2 separate regions of the Homo sapiens genome follow, and region 2 is linked to region 1. A link is a loop called in an ENCODE intact Hi-C map of the cell type or tissue named here. Cell type or tissue: gastrocnemius medialis. All regions are shown on one strand. Each heading gives the region's core, and the rest is flanking DNA. Links, peaks and the distances in the headings are about the cores only.

The links. A loop is a pair of places that touch in the nucleus more often than their neighbours do. Peaks named below come from ENCODE experiments on the same cell type or tissue, not always from the same donor. Only the 100,000 strongest peaks of a DNase experiment are listed, where the experiment ranks them.
Region 2: it touches region 1 in a loop (3-fold over the local background); 3 of 110 quality-filtered maps call a loop at or near these places.

Annotation. Positions count from the first base shown.
Region 1 is chr5:133,768,789-133,777,701 of GRCh38, reverse strand. It overlaps a transcript of FSTL4 not described here. Among named protein-coding and RNA genes, the nearest start is that of WSPAR, 140 kb to the left of the region's middle. In gastrocnemius medialis, for the core only: no CTCF peak of the experiment used is centred there; no DNase peak of the experiment used is centred there; H3K27ac peaks cover 1,103 bases.
Region 2 is chr5:133,941,042-133,949,954 of GRCh38, reverse strand. It overlaps LOC105379182 (a long non-coding RNA gene), which reads left to right. Exons shown (of 5, transcript XR_948797.3): 3 at 2,999-3,046. Among named protein-coding and RNA genes, the nearest start is that of C5orf15, 23 kb to the left of the region's middle. In gastrocnemius medialis, for the core only: a CTCF peak has its summit at 5,504 (motif pointing right); no DNase peak of the experiment used is centred there.

The DNA of each region.
Region 1 (8,913 bases), core at 487-8,486:
TTATTATTAAGTGAAAAAAGTGAGGTTGCAGAATAATTTGTGTAATGTTCCACTTATGTTGAAAACCTCCCATAAATATTAACTTTGTTTCTCTCTGTACATAAGAAACCAGACAAATCAAACTGAAAACAGTGATTGTCTTGGGAGGAGACTGGGATTAGAAGTGGCATTCTCAACTGGGATTTTGTTTCATAACTACAGTTTGAATATCTAAAAAATAGTTTTCAAAACTACTTGTGTAATTAAGAAGGTCATAACAAGACATAAGTTAATTGATATCTGTTATAAGAAAGTTGTTAAATACAGAGAAATGTCACGCTACGTCCCACTATTAGCATTTTGGTGCATTTCCTTCCAGTCCATTTTTTCCTTATGCATTTTACATAAGCATACTGTATAACATTTTGTATTCTACTTTTCCTCTAAACATTTTGTCATAAAAACTTTCTATGCTGTTTTAAACTCTCTATTGTATATATATATACATATCTTTAATAGCTGTGTAATTTTCCATTGTGAATGTTTAACTATTTCCTATTTTTCCTTCTCATTTTAAAAGTGATATCTATTTGCCTAGGAACTCTTCCACCTGTCTTGTGAGCCAAATAAAATCATTATTTCTATGCTTGGTGCAGTGCCTGGTACATGGTGGGGAGTGAGTTCATGTGCACGTGTGTGTGAATGAATGAGTGATGGGAAGCTGAGGTACTATCTTAGGGGTGGGCTCTCCATGGCCCTCCTGAGGGTCATTTAGGCACAAAGGGGTAGGCCATACATTCAAGCCAGAGGTGGGTAAGCCAAGTCAGTGGGACCTTTCGGACATACAGGCCTCCTCTGTGAAATCATTGACAATAGATGGCCTGGAAGCATTCAGAGCTGGGGCCCTAGAGCCCTGGGTTAGAGACCTACCTTGGTGCTAACTCTGTTTCCCTCTATGGAAAACCTTTTTCACCAGCCTGCAAACCATTTTGTTATCTGAATACAGAAAAGGAGGTTTCTGGAGGTAAGTACTCGGTGTGATCAGGTCCCCAGAGTGCCTCTCATGGGCAGTCAAGGAGAAGCTGTACCTATCCTTCCTCTAGGCCTCAGTTCTCTGCTCTGAGAAATAAAGGTATTTGCTTCAGTTAGGATCTTACCAGGAAAAAAGATAGAAAACCCAAAAGAGCAATTTAAGGGAGGTTAAAGAAGGGGCTATTTAGAATACTGTGGGCAGGATTAAGGGAACCAGCAAGAGATGATTGTTGTACCCTGGGACTAGCAACATGGGCAAACCATTACTACCTTTAGGACTGAAGGGGAAAGGAGAAGGAGATGTTACTGGAACTCAAGGAGAGCTGTAGCCATAAGAGAGAGGCTGCCAAACAGAATCTGTGGCCTTAAGCTATTATTGTAAACTAAGATTTGGCATAAAGGCAGCTTGGGACATAAACACCCCAATCTCTTTTTCCTCTGGCTGCTGGTACCTCCCATTGACAAACTAAACCACAAAGCCAGAGGACAAGGGAACTTGGGTGATATAGTCTCTGTAGGCTGCCACCCAGAGCACAGAGCAGGGTAGAGATGGGTGGAGCATAGACCTGGAGAGCAAATAGGGACTCTCCAGCATGTTCAGCCCCTGCTCTACTCTCTTGTCAGGGAAAAAGCATGGCCCCAACATAGTGGAACACAGAGTCTCATCAGCTACTGGGTCTTATTGGGATGATGTCAATTCCTAGGAATCAGCTTAAAATATTAGCTTCTACTTGTGTCCTTCATATAAGGTAGTGGGGAAAATGGGAGAACAAAATAAACAATTAACATTGATTCTGCCCACTGGGAGCATTTCCCTTCACCATCGTCTTTTAGAGTCACCCTTGAGTGGGATTGTAATATATTGTCTATTCTGACTCATTTCATCACACTGTGCAAAATGTCAGTAAACCAGGCCATGCTTTCTTCTCCTGTTGATAATAGGAAGTTCCCTATGAGGTGTGGGTCAAGACAGAAGTGGTGAATCAGTAGGAGCAGGTACCACAGGAGTCTAAGTCACCTGTTGTACAATCTACTCTTCCACCTTCTGGGCCTGCTCAGGCTTGATCTTATAAATATCATTTCCATTTGAAAATGGAGTTCCGCTATGTACTTCCAATTTTATGATTCAGTGAATCACATAACACTGTAATCGGTGGTTTTTGTCGTCAATACCATTACCTTAGCACAGTGTTTCTCAACTTCAGCACTACTGACTTTCGGGGCTGAATAATTGTTATAGAGGGCTATCCTGTGAATTCTAGTGTGTTTACAGCATCTCTAGCCTCTACCCACTAGATTGGTGTCCCATGATCTGGTGTTTGGTCTTTGCCAGGGCTTACTGGGAAGGCAGAAGCTGCTTTACAGATGGAGAACAATTATTGGCAGAATTCTTACTTTAAAACCATGGGATTTATGCTGTAATTTCCCTATTCAGGCTTGTTAGATGCTCTGTATAACATCTCTGTCTGCCACAGATATTTCTAGTACAACTGGATATACTGGATCACCAAATAATAGAGAAGTTTATTGCCAGGACCTTCTATAGAAACTTGTCTTGATCAAGACCTCTCACAAACTAGGAGATTTACCCATTATTTGGCAAGAGGTAACTGCAAGGTATATGTTTCCTCTGCAATTCCAAGAGGCTCAATCAAGTTGTGCTTTTCTTTGTAGTGAATGGTGGAAGGAAAAGCAACATTTTTTTTTTGTCATTTTAGAAGAAATATACCTATACATTCTAGACTATTGCATTCTTAGAAACTTCACTTATGTGTCAAGTCTTTGAATTTGTGCAAGATTTATCATCCATTTTCTGGCATGCATGTCTTGCTAAAATATGTATGGTTCTTAGTCCTGCTCAAAAGGTACAATTAGCCTAATAATATCAATGTAACAGACTACCGTGATTTTCTATGAGATAGCAAAACAATTAAGGCTATACTATGACAGAGAATAAGAGGGTAGATAATAGCTTTATCTATAAGTAGATAAGATGGCAAAGGTATACTGCCATCCCGGCCATGTGAAAGCAAATGGCTTTTATTATAAGATAAGAGTATGTTTCAACCAGCAAACAAATTTTAAGAGGATTTAGGGATTCAATGTTCTCAACTACGTAAGTGTCCCTATCCCATGTATCAGTGTCTTAGATTTTGCTTATCAGTGACATGACCTTAGCACAATGTTTCTTAACTTCAGCACTACTAACTTTTGGGGCTAAATAATTGTTATGGGGGGCTATCCTGTGTATTCTAGGACGTTTACAGCATCTTTAGCCTCTACCCACTAGATACCAGTAGTACCCTCTACAGTTGTGGCAACCCAAAATGTCTTCAGACATTGCCAAATGTTCCCTGACAAGCAAATCACTTCTGATTGAGAATCGCTACCTTAGCCTAAGAGCCCTGGCAAAGAGGCATATTCACTGGTACCACAACTCTGTAATCCTCATACTTAGGCTTTATGCTTGATCTTCAGCCGTATCTGTTCTGCAACTACAGATGATGAGAAACTCCTTCAAAACTGCCAAGAAAGTCTTCCTGATTTCCAACTATTCTTTTATTCAGGAATTCACTGTTTTCATTTTGTCCTTCTCTGTGTGTGTTCTCTCTAGAGCAGTCAGAAGCGGTTAGCGTATCCCAGGGTTTTCATAATCACCATTGCTCTTATAGTGACAAAGTGCCAGAGCCACTTCAGGTCTCAACACTTCTTTTTCTTCCACCTGCACTCCATCATATGCCATGACCAGTGATAATTTTAATCGTAATGCTACAGATGATCACTATCCCGTCTACCCTTAGAAGCTTGTTCTTGCTCTCTACAAATGGGTGAGTAACCCAATCTTCAAATTCTATTTTTAAGGCCTGCTTCCTGGGGCCAGTTCCAATACCAATTATTTTAAAAGTCAGGAGAAAAGTGACACACTCAAAAGAGTAATTAAAGAGAGGTTAATGCAAGTACTATTTATAAAGGCATGAGCAGGATGAAGGGAACAAACAAAAAGAAGATGAAGCACGCAGGAACTAGTAAGAACAGTAAGCTGATACCTTCTCTAAACTGAAAGAGGAAAGGAAAGAAGCTGTTACTGGGACCCAAAGAAAGCTGTACGCAAGGGAGAGAGGTCTATCACGTTGTTGTAGTCTTAGGTAGAGAAATGTGGCTCCTGTTAAATTGCTGCCTAGAAGGAGAGTAGGTAAGGGAATAAATACTCTGTCTTCTCTCTCTGTCTACCCTCTAATCACCTGGTGCCTCCTGTTGGCTGAACTAGAAGCCAGAGGTGAAGGAAACCCATATTTGCAATCTATACAGGTCAGTCTCCCCAGGCACAGAGCAGAGCATTCTTCTTAGAGAAAAGCAGAAAGAAATATCGAGGACAAATCAAGACAGTGGCTGAGCAGGGTCATTGCTCTTTCTCAACTTTTTTTTTTTTTTTGGTCATATGAACTTATTTTGTAGTACTTTAATCTTCCAGTCCCCATAAGAATTTTTAAAAATCACTTAGTCATTCTTGAATGGTATATAATGAAGGTAAAATTGTAATTAAAAATTTGAGATCAATATTGTTAAAGTTTGTGTTATAATTTTTTCCCATAAATAGCATTTAGTAATATTAATTCTGTATTAGAACAAATTAAACTTTTTCCCATTTAACAATTGATAATTTAATAATAATAATAATAGTTAACATTTATTTTGTGCTTTTTATATATTAGGTGCCATATTAAGTGCTTTACAGGCATTAGTCAATTTAGTTTCTTTTTAATTAGTTACGTAAGGAAAAGCATGCTTTGCCAACAAAGAAATTATGACATTCGTTGGTGCTATGGTTTGTGTGTGTCCCTCAGAGTTCATTATTAGAAATTAATCCCCAATGCAACAGTGTTGAGAAGTAGTACCTTTAAGAGGTGATTAGGTCATGAGGATTCTGCCCTCATGATGGACTAATACCATTATCTTGGAAGTGGGTTTGTTATTGCAGGAGTGGATTTGTTATAAAAGTAAATTTGGCCCTCCCTGGCTCTCTCGTGCACATGTGTTCTCTTGCTTTTCTACCTTCCTCCATGGAATGACACAGCAAAAAGGCTCTCTCTAGGTATGGCCCCTTGAACTTGAACTTCCCAGCCTCCAGAGCTGTGAGCCAAATAAATTTCTGTTCATCATAAATTACTCCGTTGGTGGTATTTTATTATAGCAGCACAAACTGGACTAAGACAGTTGGAGACTGAATATATATTAAAATGCAGATTGAAATTTAACTACATGATTCAACATCAAATGGACAAAAACTACTTTCATGACCTGGTATTTTGGATTCTTGCATTTTGCACTAAAAAACACAAATGGTTTATTTTTACAACATTTGCATTATGTTTTAAATGACAAGATAAGAGAGATGGCCTCATGCTGTTTTTTGTAAACACTTTGCCACAAATAACATATGGCATCTATGAGCAATCTTTATTTCCAACAAATGGAAAGCCAAATTGGATATAATTGTCACTATATTTTCTTCTTTAAACATTTTAATTTTGCAGTACTAAAGACATCTAGATGCATTATATGTGATTTCTGATCAGATGGATGCAACTTACTTACCTGGCAAAAATCATCCCGGGTTATTTTGAAGAATTATTGTCCTTTTTGGCAGTCTTCATTAATTTATTGTATGTTAGCATCAGTGTTTCTATGCTTTCTGACTCTAACCAATGATCCATTGTGAGTAGAAATTAAATAATGTATAACTAAGAATAAGAACATTTGAAAACAGTATAATGATCAAACCCACTATGGCAGTTAGCACTTGTTCAGCTAAGTTACAAATTGATTACAAAACTGATTTGTTTGCAGGTTCATCTGATCTTCACAAACTGCTATTGCTCTCTTGATGTACATTAAAGAGATCTTTAATTTCTAAAGAATTAGTTTAGGAAGTCCTCACCAGAGCAATCAGGCGGGAGAAAAAAATAAAAGGCATCCAGATTGGAAAAGAGGAAGTCAAATTATCCCTGTTCATTGATGATATGATGTTACATCTAGAAAACCCTAAAGACTCCACAAAAAAAAATCCTTAGGTTTGATAAATAAATTCAGTAAAGTTTCAGGATACAAAAAAATTAATGTACAGAAATCAGTAGTGTTTCTATACACTGATAAGAATCTAGCTGAGGACCAAATCAAGAAAGCAATTCCATTTACAATAGCTACAACAGCAACAACAACAAAACTAAACAAAACCTAGAAATATGCTTTACCAAGGAAATGAAAGATCTCTATAAGGAGGACTACAAAACACTGATTAAAGAAATTGTACAAGACTCAAACAAATAAAGCATCCCATGCTCATGGATTAGAAGAATCAATATTGTTAAAATGACCATACTGCCCAAAGCAATCCACCGACTCAATGCAACCCCTATCAAATTATGAATGTTGTTTTTCAGAGTCAGAAAAAACAATACCAAAATTCATATGGAATCAAAAAAGAGCCTGAATCATCAAAAAACCTCACCAAAAAGAACAAAGCTGAAGGCAACATATTGTCTGACTTCAAATTATATTACAAGGCTGTAGTAACCAAAACAGCATGGCACTGCTATAAAAACAGACACATGGATCAATGGAACAGAATAAAAAGCCTAGAAATAAAGCCACCCTCTTACAATCAACTGATCTTCAACAAAGTTGACAAAAATATACACTGGGGAAAGAACATTCTATTCAATAAATGATGCTGTGAAAATTGGATAGTCATGCAGAAGAAGGAAACTAGATGCATACCTCTCACCATATATAAAAATTAACTCAAGATGGATTGAAGACCTAAACATAAGTTGAAACTGTAAAAATCCTAGAAGAAAACCTATGAAAAACTCTTCTGGACATTGGCCTAGGCAAAGAATTTACGACCAGGTCCTCAAACAAACAAAACAACAACAAGAATAACAAAACCAAAAATAAAGAAGATGTAATTAAACTAAAAACTTCTGCACAGCAGAAGAAACAATCAACAGAGTAAACAGACAACCTGTAGAATGGGAAACAATATTTGCACACTATGCATCTTACAAAGGGCTAATATCTAGGATCTGTAAGGCACTCAAACAACTCAACAAGAAAACCCCATTAAAAATTGGGCAAAGGACATGAGCAGACCTTTTTTGAAAGAAGACATACAAGCAGCCAACAAACATATGAAAACACTGCTCAACATCACTAATCATCAGAGAAATGCAAATTAAAACCACAATGAGACGCCATCTTACACCATCAGAATGGCTATTATTAAAAAGTCAAAAAACAACAGATATTGGCAAGGATGTGGAAAAAAGAGTATACTTACACACTGTTGGTGGGAATGTAAATTAGTACAACCTTTATGGGAAATAATATGGAGATTTCTTAAAGAACTAAAAATAGAACTATCTTTCAATCCAGCAACTGAGTATCTACCCAAAGGGAAAGAAATAATTATATTAAAATGATACCTGCACTCATATGTTTATTGTAACACTATTCACAATAGGAAAGATATGGAATCAACTTAAGTGTCCATTAATGGAGGACTAGATAAAGAAAATGTTATACACACACACACCCACACACACAAACACACCCACACACACCCCACGGAATACTACTCAGCCATCAAAAAGAATGAAATCATGTCTTTTGCAGCAACATACATGGAACTGGAGGCCATTACCCTAAGTGAAATAACTCAAACAGAAAATCAAATGCCACATGTTCTCACTTATAAGTGAGAGCTGAACAATGGGTACCCATGGATGTATAGAGTGGAATAATAGACACCAAAGGCTACAAAAGGTGGGAAAGTTGGGAGGGGATTGAGGGATGGAAAATTCCTATTGGGTACAATGTTCACTATTCAGGTGATGGGTACACTAAAAGACCAGGTGTCACCACTATGCAATATATGTATATAAAAAATCTGTACTTGTACCTCCTAAATACATAAAGATTTTTTAAAAAGAATTAGTTTATGTAATTTTTTAAAGACTGGAAATGGAAATACTTACTTATGAAGGTGAACCCTTGCTACCATCTATAACCCCACAGAAGGTTTGTAGATGGCTGTGTTGGGCAGAGCTAGGGGCCCCTTTGCTCTAGCTTTGCCACTGATGATACTGATGGACCAGAGTAGCTTTATGGGACGTGGGGCAGGGGTAACCAGACCCTACAGAGTGGCATGTTCAGGAAGTCAAATATCCAGCATGTCAGAGCTGGAAGAGACATTGGCGTCATATGGTCCACATCTTTTTGAATATTGTATACCGAGGAGGAAACAGAATCCCAGAGATTTACCAGTGTCAGAGCCATGATGAGACCAAGCACTGTCACTTCTCCTTATAAATGATTCTGGAAAATGTGTGCTATTGGGCACATTTCCAGCCACTGGAATCACCAATCCCCCTTTCCTGTGGCAGGCATGATGGCTTTCTGGCTCAGCAGGGCTTGGGTGAGCAGTAAAGACAGGATTGATCTCTGGAATCCAGAAATGATTTCAAATCCTGTCTTTTGATGTGTACCTGGGCGAATCAAGAAGATTTAGGTACATGTGGTTCTCTTCCGGAATTAGAAAACATCGCCCAAAGAACTTTCTTTGAAGCCAGAAGCTGCTGGTAAAGCCAGCAAGCAGAAGTTCAGATGTACTGATGTCTTTGCAACAGGCTCTGTGTCCTATTTGGAGAAGCAGTGTAGCTTTCCACACAACAATCCTGTGATCCACAGGACAGACCTGAAGAGGCTTGAATACCTGATGTAACATGCAGGAAACAATAGTTGTCTTTCTTGAGCATCAAGGTACCCCAGCAGTGGAGCTAACTTCCTTGCATTGAAACACTTTTCAAAGCTTTTTAATATTGGAGCTTTATTCTTCTTCCT
Region 2 (8,913 bases), core at 613-8,612, 170 kb before region 1:
AGAGTTTCAGCATGTTGCCCAGGCTGGTCTCAAACTCCTGAGCCCAAGTGATCCATCCGCCTCAGCATCCCAAAGTGCTGGGATTACAGGCATGAGCCACTGCACCTGGCCCGATTTATATTTCTTCCAGCCTGTGCAAGTTCCTGTTGCTCTCTGCATCTTTGCTAACACTTGGCATTGTTAGTGTTCTTAATTTCAGCTATTCTGGTGGATATGCAGTGGCCTCTCCTTGTGGTTTGACTTTGTCTTTCCCTGATGACTAATCATATTGATAATTTTTCATGTGTTGATTGGACATTTGCATATCTTCTTTTGTGATGTGCTTGTTTAAGTCACTTGCTTATTTTTCCATTGGGGTGTTTGTCTTTTTCTTATTTGTGTGAGTTCTCTGTTCCGGATATAAGCCCTCATTAGTTCTATATGCGATAAACAGCCACTTGTATGCTGTGACTTGCCTTGTCACTTTCAGAATGGTATCTTTTCATGAACAGTTATTTTTTTTTGAGGAAATTACAGCTCTGTTTTATTGAGGTATACTTTACATACATAAATTCATAGATTTTAAACATTTAATCAGTTTTGACAACTGTATATATCTTTGTAACTGCCACCCCCAAACAAGATAAAAGATATTTCCATCACTCCAGAAAATTCCCTAGTGCCATTTTCTAGGCAATTCTTCACCCATCTTCCAGAGGTAACTACTTTCTGATTTCTATCACAATAGATTAGTTCTGCCTGTTCTAGAATTTCAGATAGATAGAATCAAAAGTGTATGTTCTTTTCTGTCTAGCTTCTTTTGGTCTATATAATATTTTTGCTTTTAATTTTTAGATTCATCTATATTGTTGAATTATCAATAGTCATTCCTTTTTATTGCTGAGATTCATCAATAACACTGAGTAGTATTCATTGAGTGAATAAACCAAAATTTGTTTATCCATTCTCCTGTTAATGGATGTTGGTGGTGTTTCCAGATATTGATCTAGCTATATATGAATTTAATATTATAAACATTTTAATATATTAATCATATATTTTAATATTTAATAATTAACATATAAAATATTATGAGTATATATAACCTTTTTACTTTGAGATAAACTGTAGATTCACATGCAGTTGGAAGAAATAATACAGGGGTCCTATGTACACTTTACCCAGGTTCTATCAATGATAACTTCTTTCTTTTTTTTTGAGATGGAGTCTCCCTCTGTCACCCAGGCTGAAGTGCAGTGGCGTGATCTCGGCTCACCGCAATCTCTGCCTCCTAGGCTCAAGTGATTCTCTTGCCTCAGCCTCCAGAGTAGCTGGGATTACAGGGGCACACCACTACTGCCCATCTAATTTTTGTATTTTTAGTAGAGACAGCGTTTCGCCATGTTGCCTTGGCTGATCTTGAACTCCTGACCTCAAGTGATCCCCCGACCTTGGCCTCCCAAAGTGCTGAGATTACAGGCGTGAGCCCCTGTGCCTGGCCTGATATAGTTTGACTCTCCAAATCTAATGTTGAAATGTGATCCTCAGTGTTGGAGATGGGGCCTGGTGGGAGATGTTTGGGTCTTGGAGGCAGGTCCCTCATGAATGGCTTGATGCCCTCCCCATGGTAATGAACGCATTCTTGCTCTGTTAGTTCATGCAAGAGCTGGTTGTTTAAAGGAGCCTGGCACCTCCTCCCACCCTTGTTCCCTCTCTTGTCATGTGATGCACCTGCTCCCCACTTGCTTTCTGCCATGATTATAAGCATCCGGAGGCCCTTACCAGAAGCAGATGCTGGCACCATGCTTCGTGTTCAGCCTGCAGAACCATAAGCCAAAGTAAAACTCTTTTCTTTATAAATTACCCAGCCTCAGGTATTCCTTTATAGCAATAGCAAACTAACACGTGGTGGGAGGGCTAGACTGGTACCAACTACTCCATCATAGCTGGAAGCAGAAGTTTCCCTCTTTCTTTCTTGATGAAGTGAAGCATGTGTTGGCAAAGATGTTGAGACAGACGCCAGGCAGAGCTAGCCACTTTCTCTGACCCTTTGTCAGGTCTCTATGAGCAGTATGGCAACTACTTGTTAGGCTCTGTAAGTGCATAGCTGTAATGTCTTGCAACCCCCTGCCTTTAGCAGACTCCAAATGAAGGAGCTTCTACTACATAAACACTGGCGTAAGATTTTCTCGGATCCTGGAAATGATTCATCTTACCGTTACCACCAGATAGAGTGTGTTCATTTCTTATTACAAATCCAGTTCTGCCTATATTAGTCTGCCCTTTTACAGTGAAAAAGTTAAGGTTGCCCTGCTGCCTGGTTGAGAGTAGTAGACCGTTTCAAAGGTCTACTGGGCTTCTTTGCTGCTGAAAGTCATTAACTCATGGGCTAGATTGTTGGCCTTGGGCCTGTAGGCAGAAAGCCATGTAGTAAACACTGTTCCAACAGCGGGAGACACACAAGGCATGTCTTTCAGCCCATTAGGAAGGAGGCATGGCCAAATGAAACACCAGCACAGGAAAGTTACCCTGAGATATGCTATGCCTATAAAGAATGTGAAGCTTGGTGTCTCACTCTGCTCTAGGAGCCCACAAGCAACTCATTCATTCAATAGACATCTAGTGATTGCCTGTACTGAGCCAGGCCCTGTGCTGAGTTTTGGGGATACAGGGCAAGGGAAAGGTTCACCAAACACATGATGCTTGGATTGGCTCCTGGGGTCAAATCTTGGTTCCAAAGAAAATTGAGAAAAAATATTGCAGTGAGCTCATCTTTTCCACGTTTGAAGAAAAGAACATACAAATCAAGTTCATATTTTGGAAAGGAACCCAGAGATTTCATTTTGGAGCTCAGGAGCATTGCTTGGAGGGGGACCCCTGGCCTTGCCTAACCCATCCACAGGCTCTCAAGAACCCAGACCCAATTGTATTTCCATAGTGGAAGATAAGAACACACTTCTATCCTTTTTGGAAGCCTGAGGACTCCTTCTGATCCTCTCCTTTTCCTCTTCTCTCCCAGAAACAGATGTCTGAGCTTGAGGACACCAATTTCACATTATAGGATCAGGTATGGCCCTTTGGGATCCATCACTGGGTTACTCTAGGGGCTGGACCCTCCCTTCTTGCCCTTCTGGCACCCATAGTCTGTGGTTGGGTTTGTGATGGGTAGAAATGTGGTAGTTCTGTTTCAGGTGCCCTGAGCAGGGAGACTGTTGGCCAGGGTGAACATTTATGGGGTCTGTATGTTCTTTGGATAAGTGAATCTACCTCCCTAAAGTCTTGATGTTTTCTCTGAAAATTCCGTTTCTGTTGAAGGGGAGGTCTCTGCAGGTTCTAAGATTCCAGAGACTTCCTAGGTTTCCAAAGATGATTTCTGGGCTTCCTTTTGTTAGTTTTATAAATATACCTCTGACTTCCTTTCTTGGTCATGTTCTTGTGAGCCCTCTGGCTTTGGGGCCTAAGGTCATGAACAAGGGAAGCAGGCAGAGCTACCTTGGTTACTGGGTCTGGTTTTTTGGGGTTCGCTTGACCACATTGGTGGATAATACCTTGAGGCCAGGTAGGATGGTGTGCCTGGACACACCCTTGACCATATCTTGTCCTGATTCCACCATCCCCTCTCTCTGCCCTCCCACCAGCTTGCAGAGTCCTTTTCTGCCTTGTATCCATTGTCACTGGCAGGATGATGATGTTCCTTCCATGGACAGGCTTAGATTTTTGAGGAAACCCAGGTGTGTGTGTGTGTGTGTGTGTGTGTGTGTGTGTGTGTGTGTGTGTTTTAAGGGAGGAAAAGTCTATGATATGATGGTCAGAATTAGTTACAATGAAATAATAAAAGTTTGTGGATTTAAAAATAAAACAATTGGGTCTGGAAAATACACTGTAGAGGAGGTTCTCTAAGTGGAAATCTGTGAATGCTGTGGCATTCTAAGTTTTCAGTTGGAAAGGGATTACTGAGTTGGGAAGCTGTATCCTGCCCTGGAAGCTAAGAAGGCAGAGGGAAGCCTGATCTGCTACCAACTGAGTGGCCATCAGAAATGGGAGCTGCAACCTTCCTGGGTGATGGTATAAGGCCTCTTTGCTCTCTCAGTAGAGCAAGTATGAATGCCAATCAATGAAGGGCACAGTGTTTTCCTCATCAGCCCTTCTGCATGAAACAAGGAAACCATTTGATAACACGCCAAGGCTCACCAGAGAGGGAGGGGACTGAGGCTTCAAAGTGATGTGTTAGATTCTTTGGGAATGTACCAGAAGGGTATAGCTTCCTGACTCAGTAATCCCATTCCAACCAGAAAACATAGCATGCCACAGAGTCCACAGATTCCAGTTAGGCCAGGGAGAAAGGGAGTCCATAATTACTTCTGATAAAAGATACATGAATAGCCGGGCACTGTGGCTCACGCCTGTTACCCCAGCACTTTGAGAAGCTGAGGCGGGTGGATCGCCTGAGGTCAGGAGTTCAAGACCAGCCTGGCCAACATGGTGAAACCCCATCTCTACTAAAAATACAAAAAATTAGTCAGGTGCGGTGGTGGGTGCCTATAATCCCAGCTACTTGGGAAGCTGAGGCTGGAGAATCGCTTTAACCCGGGAGGCGGAGGTTGCAGTGAGCAGAGATCGGGCCACTGCACTCCAGCCTGGGTGACGGAGTGTGACTCTGTCTCAAACAAACAAACAAACGAAAAGATACATGAATAAGTAGGGAAAATTCATGAAGGTGTGGCCAGTATTGGATAAATGTATCCAAAGCTTTCTGATGGACCAGATTTTAAGAAAAGGATTTTCCTGGTACATAAACTGCTCAGAGCCTCCAAGAGTTTGATTCTTTCCTTCCAGCTCTCCTGGCACAGCCAGAGGAGGGTTTTGTGTGATTGGCCCTTGAAACATTATTACAATCACTTTGTGGCCTCCTTCAGCTTATTTTTAATTACAAGGTCTATTGCATTTTTAAATTATTAACTCTGACAATTACTTATCTTGGCATTTTCTTATCTCGATGAAAATGAAAACAGCAAGGTCATGTTAGCTCACTTGAGGTTTCGGTCTGCTGCAGCTTAAATTGAGCTGAATAGATCAGCAAATGTTTGCAGTGCGGGGACCAGCTGAGGTTGCAGAGGGTCTGCTCAGGGAACACGGGCAGAAAGAACTTGGCAACACAGAGGCTAGTTCAAGGGCGTTTGGGGCCCAGGTGATCGGAGCCCGTCTGTGGAAGTGGGAGGTGCCCTTGTAGGTGATGATGGCCCATAAGCAGCTTCTTCCCCTCAAGAGCTCTGCGTACATCTCCCCTGGGATAGACAGCCAGAGGCAGAGCCCAGAAGGCGATAGCGACCCTCTGCCTCACAGTAACTTCTTTCTCTGATCTTCTGTGGTGGTCCTCACTCTATGACAACAACAGCAACTAAACGATAACAATAAGTGACTGTTACTGAGTGCTTACTGTGTGTCTAATACCTTGCCCACGACACTTGGCAAATATCCATGGATGCTGGGCACTGCAGGCCCTCATCGCCATGCTGCCTTCTGTCCAGCAGGGGGTAGTGTGACTACACCATAAAGGGGACCTCCTTCTTTACCTGGGTTCTCAGGAAAAAGCATCTTCGAGTTTCTGCTGGATGCTGGAAGGATGCTTCTGGCAGTAAGTCCAAATCTCCGACAGTGAGGGCAAAAGAAAGCATGATTATCGGCCAGGCGCGGTGGCTCACGCCTGTAATCTCAGCACTTTGGGAGGCTGAGGTGGGTGGATCACCTGAGGTCAGGAGTTCGAGACCAGCCTGACCAACATGGTGAAATCCTGTCTCTACTAAAAATACAAAAATTAGCCAGGTGTGGTGGAGCATGCCTGTAATCCCAGCTACTTGGGAGGCTAAGGCAGGAGAATTGGTTGAACCTGGGAGGCAGAGGTTGCAGTGAGCTGAGATCATACCACTGCACTCTAGCCTGGGCGACAGTGCAAGACTCCGTCTCAAAAAATAAATAAATAAATAAATAAATAAAAATAAATAAAATAAAAATAAATTAAGAAGAAAAGAAAGTACGATTGTCATAACTCCCCCAATCTCAGGGCACCTGCAGGTCCATTAGTCCCAACCTGAAGTCCTTTGTTGTTCAGTCCCCAGCTCCACTGACTCCTCCAAGGGCAAAGGGCAGGCATGAACTTGGAGAAATGGCTTCGGCCTCAGTGGACAATGCTGGTACCACGGTAGGGTCCTTGGCAACATGCCTCCTTAGAGATACACAGACGGTTCCTCAACCTGAGAGCCATTTGGTGGGAAGTACAGATGGGGTGCACCCATCCCCAGATGTGTTATATGCATTAGCTAATGGGCACTGCTGTTGAGAGACTGCTTGGCCATTTGGGGCAGCTGGCTCAGAAGGCACGTCCCTCGGATGTCTGCAGCTTCTCAGCCAGAAACCCGTGAAAAAGTTCCATCTTTCCCATAGGCTGGGAGCCAGTCACACCCTGGGTATAATGCCGAAGGAGAAGGGAGCAAGACTGCTGGTGGGACATGGTTGTCCCACAGCAAGACTGTTGGTGGGACAGGGCTCCGACTGCCCTGGCCCTCTGCAGAGCCTCCTGAGTAGGTAAGGTAGTGGCTGGCTCTCTGCTCTGGATGATTTCTGTTGACCCAGTTCTGGGAGTGGTTTCATGGCTTGGGGAAGAGCCAAGAACTTCACAGAAAGGACTACACAGAAATTCGTGACAGCCCCAGGGCCTGCTTGGGACTCTGAGGGCTGAATTTTTTTTTTTTAAATCTTGGGGAGAGAGTTTTGGTTATGGTCCCCAGCAAAGACAGCCTGGGAGATTTCTTCTACCAGCCTCCGTGAGGAGTTCAGATCCTGGGTCCCTCAGCACAGTCCACATCTGAGGCTGTAGCTGTGATGAACTTAAAAATCAATGCTGCCGCCCAACCCCTTGGCTTCAGAAGTGCCCTTGGTTCAAATGTTCAAAGCAGCCCTGAGTTATCTTCGCGGCTTCTCCAAATTCCTCCACTACTCTAGGCCCCGAGGAAGGAAAATGTTAATCCATCTCAGACTGCCAACTCCCCCAACCCCAACCCCAACCCCAACCACCCTCCTTCTGCTAGGCTGGAAACTTTGCAAACTGGAAAATGTCTGTGTGCTGGAGGCCAATGCCCCTGCTCCAGGCCTCTTGCTCCCCGACCCCAGGCCTCATCCCAAATCCAGTCCTCCCTGTAAAGTTCCAAAGCTCAAAAAGCTGCTTGCCTGTGTGCAGGCGGGCACGCGATGGTGGTGGGAAAGCACAGATGCATCTGTGGGCCTCTCCTCTGGAGAGATTTGCCTTTCACTGCCTGAGATGCAGCTGAGGAGGAAATGTTCCCTGATTCCTGACCTGGTAGATCAGCTGGGGCCATTGTGTGCTCTGGTTTATAATATTAATAGGAATACTAATAATACCTGCCATTTCTTGAGCACTTTAACTAGGTTCTTCACCAGGGTTGTTCAATTTAATTATCACAAGAGCCCTATGAGGTAGATGCTATATAGAATATAGTATATATAAAATAATATAACTTTTTTTTTGAGATGGAGTTTTGCTCTTGTTGCTCAGGTTGGAGTGCAATGGTATGATCTCGGCTCACTGCAACCTCCACCTCCTGGGTTCAAGCAGTTCTCCTGCCTCAGCCTCCCAGGTTGCTGGGATTACCAGCATAACTGGCTAATTTTGTATTTTTTGTAGAGACGGGGTTTCACCATGTTGGTCAGGCTGGTCTCAAACTCCTGACCTCAGGTGATCCACCTGCCTTGGTCTCCCAAAGTGCTGGGATTACAGGTGTGAGCCACTGCGCCTGGCCACTTTTCTTTTTTCTTTTTCTTTCTTTCTTTCTTTTTTTTTTTTTTTTTTTGAGATACTGTCTCATTCTATCACCCAGGCTGGAGTGTAGTGGTGTGATAACTGCTCACTGTAGCCTTGACCTCCTGGGCTCAAGTGATCCTCCTGCCTCAGCCCCCTTTAGTAGAGATAAGGTTTCGCTATGTTGCCCAGGCTAGGCTTGAACTCCTGAGCTCAAGCGATCTGCCCGCCTCAGCCTCCCAAAGTGTCAGGGTTACAGGCCGTGTTTTCCGAGATTCACCTGAAGACTCTAAACATGAGACAGAGGGGGTAGATGGGAAGAGAAGAAAGGGGAGGAGAGGAAGGGAAGAGACAGGGTAGGGGGTACAGAGACACACACACACACACACACACACACACACACAGAGCGAGAGAGAGAGAGGTGTGAGGCACATTTGGAGCCAACTGTGCTTCTACCAGTAGTAAGACCACTGATGCATAAGTAAGTGTTTCTTACAGATATGGGCCACGTGGGGCAAAGGGCTGGCCTCATAAACCTGCCCAGAAGGGAAAGGTGACCCTGAAGACAGATGGACCCCCAAATTCCTGGAGATTGAGGGAGGAAAGCAGCAGCCACACAGAGGAACCTGCAGCCAAGTGTTCCATTTGGGGTTCCCAAAGAATCCACAAAGCACCCATGAGGGGAGAGTTCAGGCCAGAGAAAACCCGCCTTAAATGTTAGTTGTGAGCAAAAAAAGGCAATGCTGGGTGACACCGGTAACAGTCAAATAATACCGTTCCTGCCCTCCTCCTTTTCCCACTGCACACATACCCAGTGTGGGAATCAGAATGTCTTGATGGAGGGGCACTTTGGTGGTAGCTGCTTTATCTGGAGCCTCTAGGATTGAAGTGGGTGGACAGCACACTGAACCATCCTGACAAGCACGATCTGTGGCCAGAAGCCAACTTCGGCCCCCACAATGCAGTCATGGTCCCCCCTTCACTTTCCCAGACCTAAGCCGGTTCACGTCCTGGAACCACGTGATCAACACGGTTCTTGGCCTTCTTGAGAAAGAAATCTGCAAAATGCCACAAATACATCCATATATATACTGCAAAACTACTCCTAAGCCTTGACCACT